3 separate regions of the Homo sapiens genome follow, and regions 2 and 3 are each linked to region 1. A link is a contact called in ENCODE Hi-C or POLR2A ChIA-PET data. All regions are on one chromosome and are shown on one strand. Each heading gives the region's core, a stretch centred on a gene start or an enhancer-like site at or near the end of the contact. The rest is flanking DNA. Distances are from core to core; before and after follow the strand shown.

What was found. Hi-C counts contacts between places; a loop is a spot of excess contacts on that map. ChIA-PET counts read pairs that join two places held with the same protein, here RNA polymerase II (POLR2A). Pooled maps may share reads with other maps.
Region 2: a loop to region 1 is called in a pooled map, with 2.5 times the contacts of the local background. The contact joins two enhancer-like sites. A Hi-C loop is called at or near these places in 2 of 50 pooled maps. POLR2A ChIA-PET finds 5 or more read pairs at or near these places in 2 of 52 experiments (AG04450 and Caco-2).
Region 3: a pooled map shows a loop between it and region 1 (10-fold over the local background). The contact joins two enhancer-like sites. A Hi-C loop is called at or near these places in 1 of 168 maps with a recorded cell type or tissue (CD8-positive, alpha-beta T cell) and 2 of 50 pooled maps. POLR2A ChIA-PET finds 5 or more read pairs at or near these places in 1 of 52 experiments (GM10248).

The regions. Positions count from the first base shown.
Region 1 is chr10:30,025,607-30,028,656 of GRCh38, reverse strand. It overlaps JCAD (junctional cadherin 5 associated), which reads left to right. Exons shown (of 4, transcript NM_020848.4): 3 at 1-2,554. Among named protein-coding and RNA genes, the nearest start is that of JCAD, 32 kb to the left of the region's middle. RefSeq lists enhancers at 1-290, 1,009-1,078, 1,259-1,318. Within about 2 kb of position 1,441, at least 20 of the 41 ENCODE cell types and tissues checked have a DNase peak (open chromatin) inside an H3K27ac peak, as active enhancers do.
Region 2 is chr10:30,582,259-30,585,308 of GRCh38, reverse strand. No RefSeq gene overlaps it. Among named protein-coding and RNA genes, the nearest start is that of LYZL2, 46 kb to the left of the region's middle. Within about 2 kb of position 1,473, at least 30 of the 41 ENCODE cell types and tissues checked have a DNase peak (open chromatin) inside an H3K27ac peak, as active enhancers do.
Region 3 is chr10:30,541,061-30,544,110 of GRCh38, reverse strand. The region is part of intron 1 of LOC105376478 (a long non-coding RNA gene); the gene reads right to left. Among named protein-coding and RNA genes, the nearest start is that of LYZL2, 87 kb to the left of the region's middle. Within about 2 kb of position 1,515, at least 4 of the 41 ENCODE cell types and tissues checked have a DNase peak (open chromatin) inside an H3K27ac peak, as active enhancers do.

The sequences.
Region 1 (3,050 bases), core at 192-2,691:
CGGTGGCTGTGGGGCCAGCCCCCCGGGGATGGGGAAAACAGTGGCCTCCCCAACCAGAGAGACCGCTGTGTGGCAAGGGGACAGTGGCCTGATGTGAGAGGCAGCCAGCACGGGCACACTGGAAGACAAGTTTCCTCCCCTTACTCACAGGGCGAGAGCACCTGCGAAACTCAAACCAAGCTCAAAAAGTTCCAAACTGGGACTCGGACCAAGAAAAGTTCAAAGAAAAAAATGAACGAGACTATATTTTGCTTGGTTTCTATCCCAGTGAAATCAGAATCACATCTGCCAGATAGAGATATGGACAACAATGACTTAAAGCCCAGTGCTGATCAAAAGAATGGGTCTGATAAGAGCCCGGCTCTGCAAGAACAGAGTCTGCTGAGCATGTCTTCCACCGACCTGGAGCTGCAGGCCCTCACAGGAAGCATGGGTGGGAGAACGGAGTTCCAAAAACAAGATCTAGGGGAACCAGAAGAAGACAGACAAACAAATGACCTCAGTTTCATCCACCTTACAAAGCACAGAGAACTCAAGCATTCTGGCTCTTGGCCAGGGCACCGGTACAGAGATCAGCAAACACAAACCAGTTTCTCCGAGGAGCCCCAAAGTTCGCAGCTGCTCCCTGGTGCAAAGCTGGGAGGGCCGAGTCGTGCAGCATTGAGTCCAAAATGTTCAGACCCTGCTGCCTCCGAAGCTCAGACGCACACAGCATTCCCTACCGGTGATCACAAACAGAGGCCAAGTGCCCGTAACCTGAAAGGTCACAGGTCCCTCAGCCCATCCAGCAACAGTGCGTTCTCAAGGACTTCCTTGTCCGTGGACCAGGCACCGACGCCAAAAGCAGGCCGAAGTCAGCCCTGCGTGGATGTCCACGGGCTTGGAGCCCACCCTGGGCCTAAGCGGGAGGTGGTGAAGGGGGAGCCCACGGGCCCTTGCAACAGTAAACAACTCTTTGGGCAGTTTCTCCTGAAACCGGTCAGCCGTCGTCCCTGGGATTTGATCAGTCAGTTAGAAAGTTTTAACAAGGAGCTCCAGGAAGAGGAAGAAAGCAGCAGTAGCAGCAGCAGCAGCAGCAGCAGCAGTGAGGAGAGTGAGGCGGAGCCGCAGCAGGAGAACCGTGCTCACTGCAGACAGGAGGATGTGGGCTTCCGCGGAAACAGCCCGGAAATGAGGGTTGAGCCACAGCCGAGGATGTGGGTGCCGGAGAGCCCTGTGTGTAGGTCGGGAAGAGGTGAGAGTAAGTCTGAGAGCTGGAGTGAGGAGCTGCAGCCTGGCCACCCACGTGCCTGGCCTCCATCCCCGGGCCGCTTTCGCGTGGAAGAAGGTGGCGGTGCACCTTTCTGCTCAGCAGATGGAAGCACGAGTGCAGAGAAGAGACACCTGGAGGTTAGCAACGGAATGGACGAGCTGGCAGGTAGCCCATTTCCTGTGACGAGAATGTCTTCAAGATCAAGTGACGCAAAACCACTGCCCGCGTCCTATCCAGCTGAACCTAGGGAGCCCCAGGAAAGTCCGAAAATCACCAGTGCTTTCAGCTCTGTGAAACCAAGTGAAGCGGTCCCTCGGAAGTTTGACAGTGGTGGAGAGAGGGGGGCAGGGCTCCCACTGTCCCTGTCTAACAAGAACCGAGGGCTCTCAGCTCCAGACTTACGGTCTGTGGGGCTCACCCCTGGGCAAGAACAGGGTGCCAGTGAGCTAGAGGGGTCTTTGGGTGAAGCAAGCACAATAGAAATCCCCCCAGGTGAGTCCTTGCAAGCCAGGGCTGCAAGGATCCTGGGCATTGAGGTGGCGGTGGAGTCCCTCCTGCCGGGCATCCGGAGAGCGGGACAGAACCAGCCTGCTGAGCCCGATGCAAGTGCCTGCACCCCAGAGTCCCCCCAGGAAGAGTTGCTATCTCGCCCAGCACCGGCAGATGTCCCCAGGGTGTCCACTGATGCCTTTTATGGCAGGAGGAAGTGCGGCTGGACCAAGAGCCCTCTCTTTGTAGGGGACAGGGACAGTGCCAGGCGGGCTCCTCAGGCTTTTGAGCACTCAGATGTGGACGGGGTTGTCACCAGCACAGACCCTGTCCCTGAGCCTGAGCCCAGCCCCTTGGAGTCCAAGTTCTTCGAACAAAAGGATGTGGAAACAAAACCACCCTTCAGGTCCACTTTATTCCATTTTGTAGAAAGAACCCCAAGTGTGGCAGGCTCTGAAAAGAGACTTAGAAGCCCTTCCAAAGTGATTGAAAGTTTACAAGAGAAACTGGCCTCCCCGCCTAGGAGAGCAGACCCTGACCGCCTGATGAGAATGAAAGAGGTGAGCTCAGTGTCACGGATGAGAGTCCTGAGCTTCAGGAATGCCGACTCCCAGGAGGACGCCGAGGAATTGAAGGCCACCACAAGGGGCCAGGCCGGGCTCCCGGGAGGCCTTGTGTCTCCTGGCAGTGGGGACCGTGCCCAGAGATTGGGCCACTCACTCTCTGTGTCCAAGGACAGCATCTCCAGGGAAGAGAAGGAGCATCCGGCAGCACAAAAGGAGAAGAGCATGGATCAAGACTTCTGGTGCCCAGGTGAGGAATCAGGCAGACAGGCAGGTGCTCAGTATACATTTGGAGTTTTTAGTCAGTACAAAATACCAGGTTGGTGGATAATGTAAATCTGCATATTCAGAAAAGATCAAGTTGACCCTGGGAATTGTTTTATCAAAAGATTCCTCATTTTCGAAGAATTATCCAGAAGCCATCTTTAAAATTCAAGATCTTGCAGTATATTTTATTTTTTTGAGATAGTATCTCACTCTGTCGCCTGGCTGGAGTGCAGTTGTGCAATCTCTGCTCACTGCAACCTCCGCTGCTTCCTGGGCTCAAGTGATCCTCCCACCTCAGCCTCCCGAGTAGCTGGGGCCACAGGCATGCACCACCATTTCCAGCTAATTTTTTAATTTTTTTATAGAGACGAGATCCCACTATGTTACTCAGGCTGGTCTCGAACTCCTGAGCTCAGGTGATCAGTAGAAGAGTTGAGATAAATGTCAAAAGATCCACATCATAAGCCATGGACTGGAAG
Region 2 (3,050 bases), core at 224-2,723, 560 kb before region 1:
AATTACCTATTGGGTACAATGTTCACTATTCAGGTGATAGGTACACTAAAAGCTAAGACTTCATCACTATGCAAAATACACATGTAAGAAACCTGCACTTGCACCTCTCAAATACCTAGGAACAAAAAATAAACTTAGGCCGAGCTGGGGGTGGCTCACATCTGTAGTCCCAGCACTTTAGGAGGCCTAGATGGGTGGATTGCTGGAGCTCAGAAATTCGAGACTAGCCTGATCAACATGGCAAAACCCCGTCTCTACCAAAAATGCAAAAATTAGCCAGGTGTGGTGGCTCACGCCTGTAATCCCAACTGCTCAGGAGGCTGAGGCAGGAGGATTGCTTGAATCTGGGGAGGTGGAGGTTGCAGTGAGCCTTGATCACGCCACTGCACTCCAGCTTGGGTGACAGAGTGAGACCACAACTCAAAAAAAATTGAAATAAAATATATAAAATTTTAAAGTCTTCAAGCCTGGCATGGTGGGACACCTCTGTAGTCCTAGCTACTTGGGAGGCTGAGGCAGAAGGATCACTTGAACCCAGGAGTTGGAGGCTGCAGTGAGCCAAGACCCTCTCTCTAATTAATTTTTTTTTAAAAAGTCTTCAGACATTACTTATTGCCCTCTGCCCATTGAGAATCACAGATCTGAAGCATTGGACCAGTTCTTGCTGTACTGCTGAGTATGACATCCTGCCTGGGTCCTTGTGATGGCCAAAGAAACACACTTGGTTCAGCCTCACCAGTGAGTCCTTCAGGCAAAACTCAAACCCCAATACTCCAGCTGTCAGGACCAACACCCAGATGTGCCTGAGGAGACACGATCATCTCAGTGGAAGTCTTTGCACACAGCCACCAAAAGCTTATAGCCTGGTAAACCCATCTGCTCACATCACTGGCCACAAAAGCAAGTGCGAGCTACAGACTCCATTGGAAGCAATCATCTCTGGCCTCCTCTATGTCTTCCATTGCCCAAGACCCTGGACACCTCGCTCCAGACCACAGCTGCACAACTGCCGCTGCGCTTTTCATTTTGGTCACTCTCCAGATGGTCCGTCTAGCTTCTTGGCCTGTAACATTCTCATATCTAAGCCCTCCTTCTGGCTACTGTGCCTCCTTTGACTCAAAGGAGAGACTCCTTGCTCCTGTCCCAGCCAGCCACAACTCCCCGAAAAGCAAGGGTGTGTGGGATTCAGACAGAGTTTAAGAAACCAGCAAGAGTACACAGGTGCCCCAGCAGTTTCCATTCCTGACACCGGTAAACAAATCCAGAGGTTCCTTCTGAGCTTCCCACTCGGCTTCAGAAGGGCCACCGGGACTGGGAACAGCTCCAAGAGGAAGAACGGAGGGGAAATGAGAAGAATGTTTGTATTGTTTCATGTTTCACAAAGACCTGTCAGGGTGAGCAGTAACCCACGCCAACAGGGCTTAGTCAAGCAACCAGTACCGGCCAACGGACAGTGAAACTGAAAGGAAAACTTGCAGAGCTTTCGTGGAAAGTCCATCAGTGAGAATGTCCTGGATGAATACGGTGTAAACTGTCTCCCAGGCCCTGTTTCATTTTTCCTTAGATGTCAATGGGAAACCACACATTTGCAGAATCAATTGTTTCTGCTTTCTAGAAGAAAGCGTCCTTTGAGATTAGCAGCATAACAATAAATACGTAATTAAATAAATAAGGAAAAACAATTCACAGGTTCCAAGGATTAGAAGGACAAAAAATAAATAGTGGCTGGATGTGGTGGCTCATGCCTGTAATCCCAGCACTTTGGGAGGCTGAGGCGGGTGGAGACCATGAGACCAGCGTGGTCAACATGGTAAAACCCCATCTCTACTAATAATACAAAAATTAGCTTGGCATGGCAGTTTGCACCTGTAACCTCAGCTACTTGGGAGGCTGAGGCATGAGAATTGCTTGAACCCGGGAGGTGGAGGCTGCAGTGAGCCAAGATTGCACCACTGCACTCCAGCCTGGGTGACAGAGTGAAACTGGGTCTCAAAAAAAAAAAAAAAAAAGACAAAAAATAAATAAGAAGAATAAATTAAAAAATAATAAAAGAAAGAGATTAGCAGGGTGGAAGCAGACGGCACAGAGAAGAGGGGGCACCGGCCCCCAGATGGGCTGTGGGAGCAATGCCAAGGTTGGAGGTGGTGGGAGAAAGGCGGAATCTCTATAGCCTGATAGAGGTTGAAGATGCTTTTGCAAAGCTAGTGTACTTAATTAATTGCGGGAAACAAAGGGTCTTTCTGATCCATACAAAGTATACTTTCATTGGGTAACCTGATCATTAAAAGAGATTTCAACTAAGACAGATGATGAGGACCTTCCAAAAGTCAGTCACTCGACAGACGTCCAAAGTGCCAGTGCCCAGTAAGAACGCACGCTGTCTCGCCCAGGTGGCATGAAACGCCATGAGGCCCTGGAACAAGGGTTACAATTATTTTCTTCTTTAAAAAATTTTTTATTTGTATAAATGTATGTGGTGCAAGTGTAACTTATTACAGGGATATATTGCATAGTGGTAAATTCGGGGCTTTTAGTGTATCCATCACCCGAATAATGTACACCGTACCTATTAAGTAATTTCTCATCACCCCCCTTCCTCTAAGTCTCCAATCTCTATCATTTCACACTCTATGTCCATGTGTGTACATTATTTTATTATTATTATTTTTTGAGACAGGGTCTTTCTCTGTTGCCCAGGCTGGAGCACAGTGGTGTGATCACAGCTCACTGAAGCCTCAACTTCCCAGGCTCAATCAATCCTCCAGCCTCAGCCTTCTGAGTAGCTGGGACCACAGATATGCACCGCCATACCCCAAAGAGATGGGGTTTTGCCATGTTGCCCAGGCTGGTCTTGAACTTCTGGGCTTAAGTGATCTGCCCGTCTTGGCCTCCCAAAATGCTGGGATGACAGGTGTAGCCACCGTGCCCAGCCCTGCACACATTATTTAGCTCCCACTTATAAGTGATCTCAGCCCTTGTTGCTGCTGTTTCTTGAGAAGGGAAATTGAATTTCTAATATGCAGGGGATCTCTTCCCTAATTTCCTGCACT
Region 3 (3,050 bases), core at 266-2,765, 520 kb before region 1:
GAGAAACAAGTGCATATATTTCTAAACCATGAAAGCTCTAGAAATGCTTCAATACTTTTGGAGAGTTAGTTTCTGGCTCCAGACTGGGCATTCCAGCCTTCAAACTGGATGCTCAGTGTGGCAGAAACTCCCATGCATCACTAGGTTGGGTCCCCAGACTGATACACACAACAAGATGCCTCCTTGCTCACAGTGGATCTTGGTCCCCTCCTGGGTCCAGGGCCATCTAAGCAGGGACGCTTAAGCCATGACACCCTGCTGGTGACCCTCTGGCTGTTCCTCCCTAGGTCTCAACTCTTAAAGGTCTTGAAGCTCTTGAGTAGGTCCGTGGTCTCTTTAAGAGGAACAAGTGCTTCTGCCTGTCCCAGAAGTCTGGTGACCCCAAGGCTTAGTGCTTCTCCCAGGACAGCTCTGGATAGTGCAAGAAAACTCCAGGAAAGTGGCCTCACTGCCACAATCAGAAAGAGGCAGTTAGGGGCAGGTGCGGTGGCTCATGCCTGTAATCCCAGCACTTTGGGAGGCCGAGGTGAGCAGGTCACCTGAGGTCAGGAGTTCCAGAACAGCCTGGCCCATGTGGAGAAACCCTGTCTCTACTAAAAATACAAAAATTAGCTGGGCGTGGTGGCATGCGCCTGTAATCCCAGCTGCTGGGGAGGCTGAGGCACAAGAATCACTTGAACCCGGGAGGCGGAGGTTGCTGTGAGCCAAGATAGGACCACTGCACTCCATCCTGGGTGACAGAGTGAGACTCTGTCTCAAAAAAAAAAAAAAAGAGGCAGTTAGGATTCCTTCACACAGAAGGAATAGAAAAGAGAGCCATGAATTTCCAAACACCCAGGCTGGCCACAGTGGGCTTGTTCTGCTGAGGTCATTCAATTCTGCAGCTCGTTCTAGGAGACATCGCATCCTGCTTCTTGCCCATGCAGAGTAGGCTATGAACTCAGAAAAGAGCGCAGGCTTGTGGAGCTTTGTAAGAAGCCAATTGGCCTTCTTCAAAACCCCCAAACAGGACCTCAGTTATGGAATGTACTTTCCCAAGCCCACCATGAAGGACTCACATAGGTAGACAGGAAATGCAATCTCCAGCAGGGGCTACAGAGAGTTTCATTCTGACTTCCAGTTGAAAGAGTGAACAGGCAGCAGAATCACTAGTAAAACTCCTGGGATTTTTTCTGGGAGTTGGAGAAAAAAGATGTTACACCTGAAACTATGTGTTTTCTCTATTTTGTGATTTCAAAATATGGAAGGGGAGAACTTTCAAAGGGGAAGTTCCTGTAGCTTTTTGGGTCAGAAATGGAAATTTACTAGGGCTGACTAATAACTCTCCGTGCTTTGACCTCTGAGACAGTAAAAACTCTGACAGTTATGTAAAGATAGCAATTGGGAAAATGTTAGCATTTTTACTGCAATCTAGGGCAAAGGCCAAGGCTCCCCAAAATCTGCACTAAGTGAACATTCGTGTTAGGTTGCCAGAGAGGGGACAGTGACTCATCAGGTTTTCAGATGAGCTCCGGCTCTTCTTAAGCCAACAACGTTCTATTTCACTCGTCAAGCTAGACCTGGAAGTCAATGTCATGGTACCCCACGTGATGTTGAAGAAATGGTGAAATGTAGACCTGCCAAGAATTGACAGAGCCGTGTAGCTGTTTGCCTAGCTGGCAATTGATCTACGCAATGATTGATATCATGAGTAGATTAAGCAACAAGCAAACAAGAGCATTCAAATGACCCTGGTACCATACAAGGATGACCTGTCCAGTTAGGCATAGTAAACAAATTCCCACAAACACACCAAAAGGGGCAGTGGAAAGGAAAAGTACATATGTTTTGTGATTTGAGCCTGACCTGGTTCTCTGATGTCCAAAACCTGATCGATCCTCTTTGTGTCTGAAGGAAAACAGGGCTCAAAATGTCATGCATGTGATGGTTGAAGGCTGTGACAATGTTTAGTCTGGAAAAAAGCTCCTTTTTTCCAGTTCGATGGGATTGAAGAGCTGCTCAAATGACGGAAGAGCTATCATGTGAACAGGAATTAGAGCGCACTCCGAGGGGGGAGCAGGGGCCAGTGTGAAATGACAAAGTGACATTTTAGCTCTCCACGTTTTCTAGCAATTAGACCTTTCCTGAAGTGGAAGGGGCTGCCTGGGGAAGCAGAGCATTTCTGTTGCTGGGAGTTTTCTCAGAGGCTGATGCACATCTTGGGGACTGCTGAGGCTCCATTCAATCCCACCGGAGACACAAATGGGAATTCAGCCTGTGCCTTCCCGTGTATTGGGCACTGGGTGATGCCAGCCTTTGGATGTAGGAGTAGAATCCTCCCAACAAGCCTGGGATTCATCATCACTCCCATGTTGCAGATGAAGAAACTGAGGCTCACAGAGGCTAAATAATCCACCTAAAGTTGCCTAACGAGTATTCAAACCCTGGTGGATTTGGCTTCAAAGCCAATGGTTTTTTGCCTGTATCGTATACCCTCCATCATGCTAAATAAGTTCTTAATCCTTAAGCCCTAATTAATAAAATGTATTATTTTGCAATGTTATCAAAATCCCACATTCCTAGAGGCTTAAATAAAATTCTCCCCAATATAAAACCTAATTATTCCCTAAGCGTCTGCAGGCATGCCAAAGGGCCTCTTTGCTAGAAATTCCACGATTTCCTGATTAACAAAAGGAAATAGCATTGAGGCTCTCTTTCTGAAACTTCTACTAGGAATCTCAGAAATGAAACTTGCGGTATTCATACCATAAAATCAATTCAGATAGCTGAATTCTTATATCTGCTTTTTCATTCAATCTCTTGTGGAATCATAAGTCATGGAACCTCTGCAAAAAGCTACCACAAAGAGATGAGAATGTGAGTGAACAAGGCAAAGAATATACTCATTTTAAAATTATTTATGGGCTGGGCATGGTGGCTGACACCTGTAATCCCAGCACTTTGGGAGGCCAAGACGGGTGGATCACGAAGTCAGGAATTTGAGACCAGCCTGGTCAGCATGGTGAAACCCCGTCTCTAATAAAAATACAAAAATTATTCAGGCATGATGG